2 separate regions of the Homo sapiens genome follow, and region 1 is linked to region 2. Evidence: chromatin contacts called from ENCODE Hi-C or POLR2A ChIA-PET data. All regions are on one chromosome and are shown on one strand. The core of a region is the stretch at or near the end of the contact, and the rest is flanking DNA. Distances in the headings are between cores, read along the strand shown.

The links. Hi-C counts contacts between places; a loop is a spot of excess contacts on that map. ChIA-PET counts read pairs that join two places held with the same protein, here RNA polymerase II (POLR2A). Pooled maps may share reads with other maps.
Region 1: a loop to region 2 is called in a map of gastrocnemius medialis, with 6 times the contacts of the local background. The contact joins two enhancer-like sites. A Hi-C loop is called at or near these places in 2 of 168 maps with a recorded cell type or tissue (gastrocnemius medialis and psoas muscle) and 7 of 50 pooled maps. POLR2A ChIA-PET finds 5 or more read pairs at or near these places in 2 of 52 experiments (T-cell and activated naive CD4-positive, alpha-beta T cell).

The regions. Positions count from the first base shown.
Region 1 is chr10:3,466,326-3,469,212 of GRCh38, forward strand. The region is part of intron 3 of LINC02669 (long intergenic non-protein coding RNA 2669); the gene reads right to left. The region is part of intron 1 of LOC105376360 (a long non-coding RNA gene); the gene reads left to right. All of the region lies in intron 1 of LOC124902538 (a long non-coding RNA gene), which reads left to right. Among named protein-coding and RNA genes, the nearest start is that of LINC02669, 35 kb to the right of the region's middle. RefSeq lists an enhancer at 983-2,182. Within about 2 kb of position 1,271, at least 32 of the 41 ENCODE cell types and tissues checked have a DNase peak (open chromatin) inside an H3K27ac peak, as active enhancers do; they include gastrocnemius medialis and psoas muscle, where a contact is called at or near this core.
Region 2 is chr10:3,572,485-3,575,268 of GRCh38, forward strand. The region is part of intron 1 of LOC105376360 (a long non-coding RNA gene); the gene reads left to right. Among named protein-coding and RNA genes, the nearest start is that of LINC02669, 71 kb to the left of the region's middle. Within about 2 kb of position 1,272, at least 2 of the 41 ENCODE cell types and tissues checked have a DNase peak (open chromatin) inside an H3K27ac peak, as active enhancers do; they include gastrocnemius medialis and psoas muscle, where a contact is called at or near this core.

The sequences.
Region 1 (2,887 bases), core at 21-2,520, 110 kb before region 2:
TGCCATTCTCCTGCCTCAGCCTTCCGAGTAGCTGGGACTACAGGCGCCCACCACCATGCTTAGCTAATTTTTTGTATTTTTAGTAAAGACGGGGTTTCACCGTGTTAGCCAGGATGGTCTCGATCTCCTGACGTCATGATCTGCCTGCCTCGGCCTCCCAAAGTGCTGGAGGCCGTGAGCCACCAGCTACAGGCGTGAGCCACCGTGCCTGACCTCGACTTTGTTCTTAAAAATGTAAAAATATCTATTTTTTTGCAGTTTTCCCTTTTGGCAATAAAAGTATCATTATATATTAGGTCTTTAATATATATAATGCCATTAATAGATATAGACTTTATTAATGAATGTTAGAATATATAATGTGTGTGTATATTATATATTCTAACATTCAGTGTATATATATATATATACACACACACACATTATATATTCTAACATTCAGTGTATGTATATAAATATACACACACATTGTATACTCTAACAGTCATTAATAAAGTCTATATAGAATGAAAATTATGACATTTAGGTTCTTACTGACTGAAGCCATTTTAAATATTAGATGTTAGTGTAACTTTTTTGATTGTTCACAGACTATTCAATGTCTGAAGTTGTTTTACTATCTTCAAGGGCAAAATAAAATTCTTTGTACACTTGCTTGAGTTTTCTTTGTTTACCTTGAGGATGAGCTGGTGAAGACTTAAAGGCAAATTGAATGCATCTGGTTTCAGATCCAATGAGTGCAGCTCACAGAGGGTTTTCTTAAAAAGGCATTTGTATCTTTTGTAGAAGCACATTGGAGATCTTTCACAAGCCCTTGAAGAAGTCAGGAATAAAAAGTTGCAACTTCCCCGGGAGAGAGCAACTCTGACCCTAAAAGTTAACGTTACATCCCAAACGTGGAAAACAGGAAATTTCAGATGGGTTTTGGCAAAACACATAGTGCCACTCCTTCTCTTGGTGTGCTAAGTTTTCCCAAGTCTGTGTACTCCTTATAGCGCAGGAATTCTCCAAAGGCCAACATTTCAGTTCCAGAAAGAGAAATAGAATCAACGGCAACAACAACAAAACAACTTTACCAAGAGCAAGCAAATTGCCTCGTCTTGGTGACTCCTCTGCAAAACTGCAAATTCCACCCCCGTGCGGCGGGGCAGGACATCTCCCAGACAGCTGGGGACACCCTTTCCAGCGGGAGCGGGAGGCGCTGTTGTTCAGGAAAGGAAGTTGTGTGTTTGTGAATGAGCGCACTTTGTGGTTCATGTGTTTGGGCAGGACAAACTACACCACAGGGTTGGGCGGGGCTGTGTGTGCTGGGCACGTACGCTTCTTTGTTTTGTCAGCTTCCCGAGAGATCAGGGAGAGCATAGATATATCCCTTTTTCAGTTCAGAGGAAAACACCTAACAACAACCTCAACAAACACAACAACAACAGCAAAAGGACGAAGCGTGAGCCAGAAATTCCATCTGCGTGAGTATGCTGGGAAAAGCCTGGCGAGGAATCCTGGTTGGTGAAAAACAGATTCGGTGCTTATTGTTCTGCTCTGTAAGTCACCAAAGAAATGTGGGCGTGTGCTGCTGGAAAGAAAATAGACTTCCACAAAAAGTATGAATCACTTTTGTTAATTGTCAAAGAAAATATATATTAAGTGATTACTTAGCTTCTGGAATTAAAACAAAATGAAAACAAACAAGCATCCTCTGTCTCTCAATACTTTTAAAACTGAAGATGGCAAAATAAGGCAAACCAAAGCCACCAGTGCATCTTGGCATGGTCAGCAGAGGAGGGCAAGTTTTCTAAAACCTTAAAAAGTATCTTGGTGTCATGAGCCTTAGAGTTATTTGAAATGCAGTTATGTGAAACCCCCCTCTATCTTTCATGAAGCCTCAGAAAGGAGTCCAGGGAGCCGGGGTTTGTGGAAGTTAGAATTTATCTGATGATCCAGAGCTGCTTCTCCCCCACGATAGGTCACCGTGAATCGGAGTATTTTGTGGTTGGCCTTTTCAAACAGGCAAGCATTTGGTGGTTTGTCTTTTGTTTAATTTGTTACCAGATCACACAAGATATTTTTCAACAGAATTTCAGAAAGCATCTTGGGAAATCCACAAAAATGGGCTGAGTCATCTAACCAGAAACAGTCCACACCACATCTGACTCTGAATGCCTGGCTTTTCTTTCTTTGGGGAGAAAGTTCTCAGCATCAGTTGGATGAAAGGGCAGGGAAGTCGAGATTGATTTGGGGTTTACAGGGACATAAAGAGAAATTACCAGCCCCAGACTCTGAAAATTTTTAAGGTATCAGAAAAGTGCTTGTGATAGAACCTGATGATTGCTTTTGGTGCCTGGGATGGTTATTAAGGGTCAAAATAATGTGGAGATGCCATCATGGAAAAGTGACTGTGATATGAATCTGTTGCTAAAAATGATGATTTCAAGGAGCAGAATGACATTCCATCCACCTATGACACGCACTTCACATTTGGTTAAGGGTTAGGCCAAGAGCTTTTTTTCTTTCTTTCTTTCTTTCTTTCTTTCTTTCTTTCTTTCTTTCTTTCTTTCTTTCTTTCTCTCTCTCTCTCTCTTTCTTTCTTTCTTTCTTTCTCCCTCTCTCTCTCTCTCTCTCCTCTTTCTTTCTTTCTTTCTTTCTTTTTGTACAGCTCTTGCAGCTCTAAACCCACAAAGCAGGTTAGGTTTCCTCTGGCCTGTGACCTAATCTTTAGTATTAGAGGAGGCACTGATTTGTTTGCTCTGATGTAAGCCCAAAGGGAATTTGGCTTCTTGATTTATAACAGGATTGGGTTTCAGGCCTCTAACAGTTAAAACCGGTCTTCAGCAGAGACTCAAGCAGGGGGAATGAAAGTTACACAGTGCGTGGATTAGTCCTTTGGTGT
Region 2 (2,784 bases), core at 22-2,521:
CATCTTTCAGACAAAAGAACTCTAATTTTTTCAGTCAGTTCTTACAAGGAAGACATTCCAGCCACCTCCTCCTAACATTTGGTTCCCCGTTCTTCCCATATTGAAAGAATGTATCTGTCTGTCTATAAAAGCAAGATGAGGGATGATACATGCAAAGTTTCCCATGAACAGCTGCAACATAGCTTTTGAAGAGTAGGAAAATATTTTGTTTCTATTTTTAAACACCAGGTTAGATCGTTCTAAGAATGGTTAACTTTTTCTCCTGAGGTAATAACACATTAGACTGATTTTGACAGTGCATAATCCAAGTCCATGGCTCATATCTTTTTAAGATCAAAATTTGGATTACATTTTCCAAAAAGTCCTCCTACCTTCCCTACATTAAAGATATGGGCCATTTTTTTCTACTCATTCTTGCAGCAAAATTAGGTCCTAATAGCCCATAATAGCTCATGGTATTTTAACCTTCCAATTAAAATACAAATGCATTCACAGTCACAGAGTTAGAAGAAACACTATATGATTTTCAAAAAACCACTGAGCATCTCCCACATGCAAAGAACCAGGCCCTAAGAGTTAACGTGAGAAGATGGGAATAAATGTTAATGTGGAAGGTGTATTTTATCTGAGTCAAATCCCTTTATAGACCTTACCAATTGGCTCTTATTCCTACCTGTTCACCCAGGATATTCAGCAACTCGGACATCTGTGAGCCTCAACAGAGGTCTCCTTCCTTAAACCAAGAGGCCTTCTCCCTTGAGCTGATGTTGCCTCCCTACAAGACACTAGGGATGTGGCAATGCCAAGTTAAACTTTGACAAAAATGGTGGGGAAAAAAACACTTTCCTCTTTGCATTACAATCGCTTCAAGGGGTTCCAAATCGAAGCTACGTGCACCCCGACACTTCGTGGAGTTTTTATTTTGTTTCATAAACTCATTCTTGATCTCTCACTGACAGCCTATGCTTTGCATAAAATTAGGGAACAAATACTCGGAATTATCACCATACCCGTAATAAAAGATTCTGTGATACCAGGTTGTGCCTTTTTCTATCCTCAGGAGGACTCAGGGGTGAGATATGTTCAGATGTATTTCAGCACCTGCCATTGACACCCCTTTGGCTAAAGCTCAAATCCCTGTTCCCAAACCAGAGCGCACAGTCCTGTGAGGACAGGTGGGTGGGGGAGAAGCAGTGTCTAAAAATAAGTTTCAGAAATGAGCAGAGGAGCAGGGGCCTGTCCGTAATGTGTTGGAGATTCGACAGGGTTAGAGTTCCTGGTGGCCGGGTGTCAGGCTGCTTTCAAACTCCCGGTCATCATGCGGTTGGAGGTGACTTCAACTCACAGCCTGCGGGTTCTCATTCCCAAATGATGACATCGAGGCACAGGGAGGCTAAAGTTCTTCACTGAGTTTACACAAAATGCTGGTGAGCTACAGAATTACAGAATCTGAGCTGCAAAATCATTCTCTTAACACCACCAGGTAATTCATAAAATATATTAAAAATAGCGTTCATCAATGGACTCCTCGCAAGCATTTCTCTTCATATTCTAACCAGAGTCTAGCTTATAACAAAATAGTTTAAAATATGAGTATTAACTAGAAAGTTTAATTAAACCAAAAAACATTTACTAAGCACCAACTATGTGCAGAGGAGGACGCAGGTACTGCAGAGAATACCAACGCGAGTGATTTTGTTTGAAGGTCAAAGCAGATTCTGGAAAGATAAAAGTGAATTACGTCCTTCCTTTTGATTGCATACTTATGTACAGCCCTGCAAAACTTTTCATTTGTTATGCAAGATATTCCATTATATAAACCATTTTGCCTTTTACCCAAGAGTGCTTCTATTTCTCCTCAATAAGCCTAGCTCTTAGGTTGGTGTTAAGCAATTTCACATAAATGGAGCTGAGATTCTTCAACTTGTAGTTAGAGTTTTCTCACAATCCTGCTTTAGAGATGTGGTCATATTAGCAATATATTCCCCTCAATACCGAGTATTTGGGCTTCCACGGTACAGCATTTGACTAGAGATTGCAACTTTATCTTTGACTTTTGCCTAAAGCTCCGTAGTGGGTGCCATCTGCAGTGAGCAATGTATTTATATCAAGCCTGTCAGTTAAGAGAACCCTCCCAGGCATTTCGAGTTGTGATCTCTACCGTATCTGCTAGAGAGCACTTAATGATTCTAAGAATAGTCTTCTTTCTGCTTCCTCCGTCCTTTCCAGGCCTGGGAGAGAAGCCCAGGCAAAACCTCCAGAGAAATGAGTGCACGCTCACACCTAAGTCTCCGGACGTCTAGTTGACTTTGTCTTTTTTCTCTTAAGACATTGATCACCCAGTTCCTGAGATCTCAGCTAGGGCGAAGTTACTTTCTGGAGAGAGTTGTGAGCCTGGTGTTCAGAATTCTTGGGTGGATTTCTGAATATCAACTTCATAGCAGCCACTGAGTATCTCCCAACCTTCTCCTTTGAGAAGTAGGGCATGAATTCCTGTCTTTCCCACCTCTCATCTCCAAGCTTTTGAGAATACAAGATGAAATAATAAATTTGAAAGTCCTTTACGGACTGTGAAACTTACAATTATTCAAACTTAAATGTGAGTGAACGTGACTAGTTTAAATAATTGCTCACAAATGAACCACAGGTTGGTATTCATCAATGACTTGAAAAAAATAAAACGCCCAAAGTAGCTTCTCACATATTTTTGAGATAGTTAATTATTATATTTCCCACAATAGGGGAGCCCTCAAATAACACTCAGCTGCATCAAACTCTTAATAT